Linked DNA regions of Homo sapiens: region 1 is linked to region 2. A link is a contact called in ENCODE Hi-C or POLR2A ChIA-PET data. All regions are on one chromosome and are shown on one strand. Each heading gives the region's core, a stretch centred on a gene start or an enhancer-like site at or near the end of the contact. The rest is flanking DNA. Distances are from core to core; before and after follow the strand shown.

Region 1 (3,967 bases), core at 1,449-3,948, 80 kb after region 2:
CAGCAATCCTGTTACTGGGTATACACCCAAAGGAGTATAAGTCATTCTGTTATAAAGACATATGCACATGTATGTTCATTAAAACACCATTCACAATAGCAAAGACATGGAATCAACCTATAGATGCCCATCAATGACAGACTGGATTTTAAAAAATGTGGTACATATACACTATGGAATACCATGCAGCCATAAAATAAAATGAGATCATGACTTTGCAGGCACATGGATGGAGCTGGGGGCCATACTCCTTAGTAAACTAACATAGGAACAGAAAACCACATACTACATTTTTTCACTTGTAAGTGGGAGTTAAATGATGAGAACACATGGACACACAGAGGAGAGCAACATACACTGGGGCCTATTAGAAGGTGGAGGGTGGGAGGAGGTTGAGTATCAGGAAAAATAACCAATGGGTACTAGGCTTAATACCTGGGTGACGAAATAATCTATGCAACAAACCCCCATGACACAACTTTATCTATGTAAAAACCTGCACGTGTACCCCTGGACTTAAAAGTTTAAAAAATGTAGTTTTCAATACTGTTAGTTATCTTTTTGTTATTGACACGATTCCTAACTTAATTTCATTTTGATCAGCAGATGTGATCTGTATGAAAAATTCCTTGAAATTTTATTGAGATTTGGAGAACTTTTGCTTTTTTTTTTAAAGTCTTAATATTGCTTGACTTTTTAAATTCTATTCATGCATTATGTTGATAAAATTTAATCAAGTACTGTATGAAAGTTAATGCAGTCTATTTGTTAATAAAGAAACCAACCTAAAATAACTTCATATTTTAAGAGCCTCACATTACCAAAATCGGTCATTCTACATATGTTTATTTATTTATAGACTATCATGCTCTCCAAAGATTTAAAAAGGTGATATTATGTTACCTGCCAATAGCTGGCATTCTTAAAATTGTATCACAAACACAGGTTACCATGAAAGCAAAATACAAATAGAACTAGAAAATGGAGATACATTTTAAACTTTTCCTTGCATTGGGTGGTTTTTTCTTGGTACACACTGAAGGAATTCATCTCTGAGAATCTGGCTAAAATTCATTTGCTTTAACTGCATAGCTGCGCCCCAGTGGGACACACACACACACACACACACACACACACACATCCACGCACACACAAATAGGGGAAATGGATTGTAACTAGCAGCCCCTGGGGTCCAGGAACCATAAGTGAATGAGAGATGAGGCTTCTGGTTAAAATTCAACCTCTTGCTTTCCTTTGGGATGACACTGGAGGATGTTTCATTATTCTTATTCCCAGTTCTCATGGTGGCAATGATGGTGGTAATAGCATAGTGAAAGCACCATTGATGTGCCAAGCCCCAGGCCAAACATTTCACATACTACATTTTAATTTTCACAACCACCTTTGAAGCAGACATTAATATTACTCTTTCTTTACAGATGAGAAAACTGTACGAAGGGGCCTTAGAAAGATGAAGGGACTTGCCCCATGAATGATGACTCAGCCAGGCCTGTGGGGTTCAAGAAGCCCCTGCTGCCCTACCACACTACCACCTTCCATACTTAGTCTAGTGGTGACTCTCACCACACTGGGCATGCTAGAGAAGGCAGCTGGTCAGAAACTGGAGCTCAGCCCTCTGCTACAGCCTTGTCACTGGCTTCCTATGGCTCTGAGGCAAACGCCCAGATCTCAGCTTGATCTTGAATTCATAGGTATGAACTCTCTGTGCAGGTCTGTGAGTTCTACCTCCTTTTCCATGCACCTTCAGCCTCAGAGGCTCATCCTTTCCTGCAGTGGCAACTGAATGGCTGGGTTTTATAGGGCTAAGTTTTTCAGATACCTCCACACCCCAAGAGTATATGTATATACAACAAAAACATCATCATGGCCAAGCCTCTCCAATGTCTTACTAAAGCATTCTAAACAAAGTATGCTTTAGGCGTTTTACTGCTACATTCTGAATCACATTCTTCTCCAAGCAACCATCTCAACGTCTCATTTTTTCCATTAGTAAGATGATTATATACAGAGTGATCTATTTATAATGAGCCCCAGCTCAAGCAGTATAGCTTTCAGTTGGCCTCATTTTATATAAATCTTTCTTTGTTAATTAATGTGTCTTATCCCAGTGTTGCAAGGAACATTTATGTTCCCGAATTGGACAGGAAGGAAGCAAACCACACCCAAGGTGAAGGCTCCAAAATCTTTAGAGTCAATATGAATGTAATAACCGTTTGAAAACAAAGTTTAAAGCTGGGTTTTGTGCATATTTTAAACTAAGGAAGTTGTACAACAGAGTCCACAAGAGAGTAAAAAGTGATGTGATAATTAGGCGGCCATGAATTAACCCCCTGGTACTTGCAGCTCTGTACTATTTTTAAAGACCTCCTTCTCACCTCCTAAGATATTTTGGACATGCAAAATGCCTAATGCGACTAATAAGGCACCTAGCATGAAAGTTAATTAATGAAAATGAAAACACGAAAACTCAGGTTATTTAGTAATAAGGGCCTGGAGCCAGATCCCAATTAAACTACTCTTGTGGCGAAGGGAGGGATCAAAATGCCCAATAGGTTCCATCTGGCTGCTTCTGTGGGTCAACGTAGAGTCTCACGTCCGTGTCAAATTAGCTTTTCCACCCTCTTCTTTCCCTTGCAGTGAGAAGCTAAAGGCAGTCCTCCCCACACTGTACTGGGGAACTCCCAGGCTCTCCCACTCACATGTAAGGGGCTTGGCGGCTAAGAAATCCAGCTGGAAGCGAGCGAGCATGATTTGATTCACCCGCTCTTCAGAGTCCAATCCCTTTTGTCATTCACTCCACTGGAGGGGCCCCCTAAACCTCCAATCCCGTTTGTACCCCACCTAGGAGATCTGATAATGGTCCTGGCAGAGCTGTGGCTTTTCGTAACTTCTGGCAGGGGCCTCGCTGACCCATAACATGACGACACACATGATTTCTTCTCATACTGTCTTTGTAAATTGACCATGGCTAACCTTGCTGCCCTAATCAGATCAATCAGAATAACATTTTTTTAGCTGCTGCACACAGGAAGCCTCCTGGGCTGAGGCATAACTCAGAGTCAGGCTGGGATACAGAAGGCAGATTTTTGAATTTCCAATGGTCTCAGGTTTCCTTTGCTTTTATCACAGTTGGTGAGCTTTGTAAGGTCCGTGTTTACAGCCATGCAAATTAGCCTCAGCTGGAGGGAAATCAGGTCAGGTCTAAATGAAATGAAGCTCTGGGTCAAAAGTATTTTATCAAAAATTGGAAGTGTGGCCATAGCACTGGGGTCCAGCCAGACTATCCTAGGAAGTAAGTGGACAGTTTTGTCTGGTGTAACCTGAGCTCCAGGCCTCTCGACCGTGGAAACTCTGCTAGGAGACGGAGGAAAAAATGGTGGAGGGCCACCCCAGCACAACGGGGGCTGGCCAGTTCCACCACTGGCTGCTGCCGCCAAATGCATTTCTGTTATGTAAGGACAACTGCAAAGAGAGAATACTGTATACCGGAAGGTGGGAACATTGTGGTTTGAGTCTGGTTTGCAGTATATCCCATGCCGCTCATTGACTAGGTAAAAATCTAAATTCACTGTTTCAATCTTACACACACTCAGTTTAAAAATGTATGTGGGAACGTATCCACATTCAGCTAAGTTCTGAGATTTTGCATCTGGAAAGCATATTTGCAAATTTTCACTCCAGATGCCATGTTAGGTATAGAAGTTAAGGTCAGAGGGGTTACATGACTGGACATACAACAACTACAACAACTAATAGTTACCTTCAAGACGAGATCTCTGGCTGCTAATTTCCACTGCAGTTTTCTCTATCATATTTCCAGTACTTCAATACCCCCACTACATAAAAAACTTGGTTTGTTTAAAAATAACTCTCCAATATATATACCTTACATTTGGGGGATTATTAAAATCAGAACAATTATTTCCTGAACCCCCATGTACCTATG
Region 2 (3,934 bases), core at 80-2,579:
TTCTTTCTATTAACATATCATGCACACATTCTCCTGTTATTTCACAAACTCCACAAGCATGTTTAACAGCCATATAAAATTTCATCAGGTAGGCATGCCATAGCTCACTTAATTCTCCTGTAGTTGGATAGTGAAATCCTTTCTACCTTATTCTCATGGGGAGTCAGGCTTGAGCCACATCTGTGTCCATACAAACTTATTCTAGGTTGAGGGTCATTTCTTTAGGAAATGACCTAAAGATACAAGATACAAAGATAAAAGATACAAGAAATGAAATTATAGGTAAAAAGGAAAAACCTTTGTAGAATTCTTGATATTAGTGGTCAAACTGTTTTTGGTACAAAATGGGTTGTACCACAATGGGAGAGATGAAGGGGAGAGATTTTGGAAATAAAACCATTTTCTGTACCACTCTGCAGAGGTGGCTGGCTCCATGCAAGCTAGAACGGTGCCTGTCACTGTCATGTAGGGACTACGGTCATCACATTGGAAGTGCAAAACTCTGGAATGGAAAACAGTAAGAGGACCATCCATCCACTGAAGTAATTTACTCAAACACAAGACCATAACTGGTGATATATGAGAGTTGATATAGAAATTGGGGATTAATCACAGCATAAAACTAGGTTTGAGGCCTGTGCATGAAAGTAGCTCTTTTTTTTTTTTTTGAAAGGCCCTAATGTGTCACGTTTAATTGGAATGTAAATTATGCTACTGTCAGCACTAGCAAAGCTGTCTGAACTTGGGGGAAGTGTACAGCAAACTTACATCAAACACTCAGAGTTTTGTAATATACATTTATATAATTATGAGCACACAAAATTTTAAATGCTCAGACTTTCCAATCAACAATATCAAGTAATCATTTGGACATACGATTGCAATTCAAGTCATTTGTGAAGAACATATAGAGCCTATATTTTGGGGCACTCCCATTGAATAGTACTTCAAGAAGCATACAGGTATCATTAGTGCAAGACAATGGTTAAAAGTCAGCAAAGGCAGAGCAAAGTTGTTAGCTAGAACGCCTCACTCCTCCCAAAATTATAGCAACACATCTTATCCACTGCTCTAATCAGGAAAATAGTACTCCTATAGGAATGCTTAAATACTAAATATGTCCTCTGAAGTCAAAATGCATATTTTGTGGCAATTTTTACTAGAATTGAGGATTCTCTCACACATACACGTCTTGAAGGCCACAGGCCTGAGCCTCTTTATGAATCAAGGAAATCAGTAAGAGGAAGAGGTATTACAGCAATGCTGGTCTTAGGACTAGTCCCCTTCCAGCAGTGCAACAGCTGGCTACAAAGAGGCCAGTGATTAAGATACACAAGGCCTATTAGTAAAAAGCAACCTGTCCCCACATTGCTCCACCAGGACAGCTGCAAGTCTTCCACGGTTTCTCTGACCTCTGAGCCCATGTTCCCGTTTCAGCCCTCGCTGGTTAGTCACATTAACTGTAATTTTCTACTCTGGAAAGTGTTTACATCTAAATGAACCATGAGGGAATAAAGGAGAAATGACAGAAAGGCATAAAGAGAAGAGAGGGAAAAAAAAAAGGATGGAAAGTTATTTTTAAAACACACAACCTAATCTGGTGGATGAATTCTGGTATCTAGTCTTGGCTCCAGAATCACTGGCAAAGCATGGAGCTGGCAGCCACTGCTAATCAGTTTGCCACTGTCTTCAGATTTAATGCAATATTTGGCTCAGACATTTAAAAAAATCCTATTCCAGCTAAAATATTTACACAGTCCTATGTGTCTCACTTAATGCCTGTTAAGCAATCGTCTTTTAAAACTCCACAGACACTTGTAAATCTGTCGGGAGAATTGTGGCCTATAAACAAGGTTTCATATAAAGAAGGCTGCATTGTCAATTTTGGGGGAGTAGGGATTTCTTAGGATGTGTTTGAAAATAGAGTTGAATATCAGAAACAGTTTAGAGTGGGTAACAAAGTGGCCAATAGTCTCGCTTGCTGGACGCCGTTAGTGGTATTAACGGGAAGCCTCCAGACACTGATCTCAGCTATTTAAAACTGTGCTCTCCTGTAAATCTGTCATTGATCCTACCTCTCTCTTGAGTTATGGCGCAGGGACAGTTTCTGGTCCAGCAGCCCCTGGTAGTCTGCATCCTAGGGCCTGTCAGGCTAGAGATGATGAGCTGCTGGAGCCTTTAACAGGAGGCTATTACGTGGTTATACGTAAAGTGAGTGTGTGTAAGCATCTGAGGAAGGATGGGGGACTGCTAGAGGAGAGGGGGAGTTCTGGGCAGGGCTGATGTTGAGAAGAACAAGACGGCTGAAATGACAAATAAATAGTATCCACTGAGAGGCTAGGTGTCACAGATTCTGAAATGCCTATTAAACTCTCTAACATCTTCAGCCCTGATGTTAATAAGACTAGGTGATAAAACTTAAAGTCATGGAGGCCCCTCCAAGCTATCTCCTGTTGGCCTGGGGAGCGCAAGGAATTTGTCTCTGTCTTTGGGATGAGTCAGGTATATGTAATATGACTCAGCAAAACCGCTCCATCATTCAATTATTCCTAGATTAGCCGCCTTTTTATTTTTACTCCATTTCATTAATGAATACGCCATTGGTTATGATTCACAATTTTATTTTAGTTGTTTTTTTTTTTTTTTTTTTGATACAGAGTCTTGCACTGTCAGTCACCAGGCTGCAGTGCAATGGCGCGATCTCGGCTCACTGTGACCTCTGCCTCCTGGGTTCAAGCGATTCTCCTGCCTTAGCCTCCTGAGTAGCTTGGATTACAGGTGCCTGCCACCACGCCCAGCTAATTTTTTGTACTTTTAGTAGAGACGGGATTTCGCTATGTTGGTCAGGCTGGTCTCAAACTCCTGACCTCGTGATCTGCCTGCCTCGGCCTCCCAAAGTGCTGGGATTACAGGTGTGAGCCACCAAGCCCGGCCTATATTAGCTATATATAGCGAATATCAAGCCCAGCTTAAACACTCAACTTTGGGATTTGGTGGAGTTAGGAAAAGGTATGTCATGGATTGAAAAAAAAATTAGATGTTTGTAATTCCAAGGTATATAATGCCTTGAAACCAAGGTGGCAAGTATTAGTTGATTCTCTTCAGGATCACAGTCAGGAAGGGCTTTGCAGATGTTTTTATGAATCTTCAGAACAGCTGGAGGGAAAATTCTATATACCTTCCCTCTGTTTACCCTCTAACAGACTGACAAGTATTATCTCTGTTCTCAGGTACAGTCAGATTCCTGTTCCTGAGCAGAAGAGAAATCAGAAGTAGGAATAAATCTCTCCCCTAGAAAATGGGGATAAAACTTACCCTTAAAATGTGTTTATAAAGGACTTGATCTTTCAGTGAGTTTATTTAAAATTCGCAGTGAACTCAGTGCTAAGAATAAATATTTGCTGAACAAATTAATTGATTGAAAAGGTCAAACAAGATCTGTCTCGTATTCTGTAGTTTTTTCTTTGATACCCGGAGATTTGATGACACTTTTTAAAGACCATCAAAATGGTCCAGAAAAGGTTTAAAAACACAACCAAATTAGCACTGTTAGTACATTAGCCATTATAAATGTTCCTTGGGCGTTTCCCCTTTCTGTTTACTATGGCAGAGGAAAAGTTTCTGGTCCAGCGGGTCCTGGTCCTCCATGCTGACTTGGACATATTGCCATTTATCTCTCACTCAGTAATTCCTTGAAAACAACAACAAATTTTCAAACTGTATAATCAAAAGCAAATGGCCCTTAAATGGCCAAGGGTGTCTTAGCCCTCAGCCTGCTTTATGTGTTATCTCATCTTACCCTATGAAAGTTTTCCTGCTATTGTCCCCTTTTTGGTGAGTATTAGTAAAGTCACACAGACAGTAAGTAGCTGAGTCAGGATCTGAATCCAGGGGTAACAGACCCCCTGCCCTTATAATATGCCACCTCCTACTT

The links. Hi-C counts contacts between places; a loop is a spot of excess contacts on that map. ChIA-PET counts read pairs that join two places held with the same protein, here RNA polymerase II (POLR2A). Pooled maps may share reads with other maps.
Region 1: a map of prostate gland shows a loop between it and region 2 (3-fold over the local background). The contact joins two enhancer-like sites. A Hi-C loop is called at or near these places in 6 of 168 maps with a recorded cell type or tissue (IMR-90, OCI-LY7, heart left ventricle and 3 more), 2 of 37 single-sample maps with no recorded cell type and 6 of 50 pooled maps. POLR2A ChIA-PET finds 5 or more read pairs at or near these places in 4 of 52 experiments (AG04450, BJ, activated T-cell and 1 more).

Annotation. Positions count from the first base shown.
Region 1 is chr15:32,950,318-32,954,284 of GRCh38, forward strand. All of the region lies in intron 9 of FMN1 (formin 1), which reads right to left. Among named protein-coding and RNA genes, the nearest start is that of GREM1-AS1, 230 kb to the left of the region's middle. Within about 2 kb of position 2,699, at least 2 of the 41 ENCODE cell types and tissues checked have a DNase peak (open chromatin) inside an H3K27ac peak, as active enhancers do; they include IMR-90, where a contact is called at or near this core.
Region 2 is chr15:32,871,387-32,875,320 of GRCh38, forward strand. The region is part of intron 16 of FMN1 (formin 1); the gene reads right to left. Among named protein-coding and RNA genes, the nearest start is that of GREM1-AS1, 150 kb to the left of the region's middle. Within about 2 kb of position 1,330, at least 9 of the 41 ENCODE cell types and tissues checked have a DNase peak (open chromatin) inside an H3K27ac peak, as active enhancers do; they include IMR-90, where a contact is called at or near this core.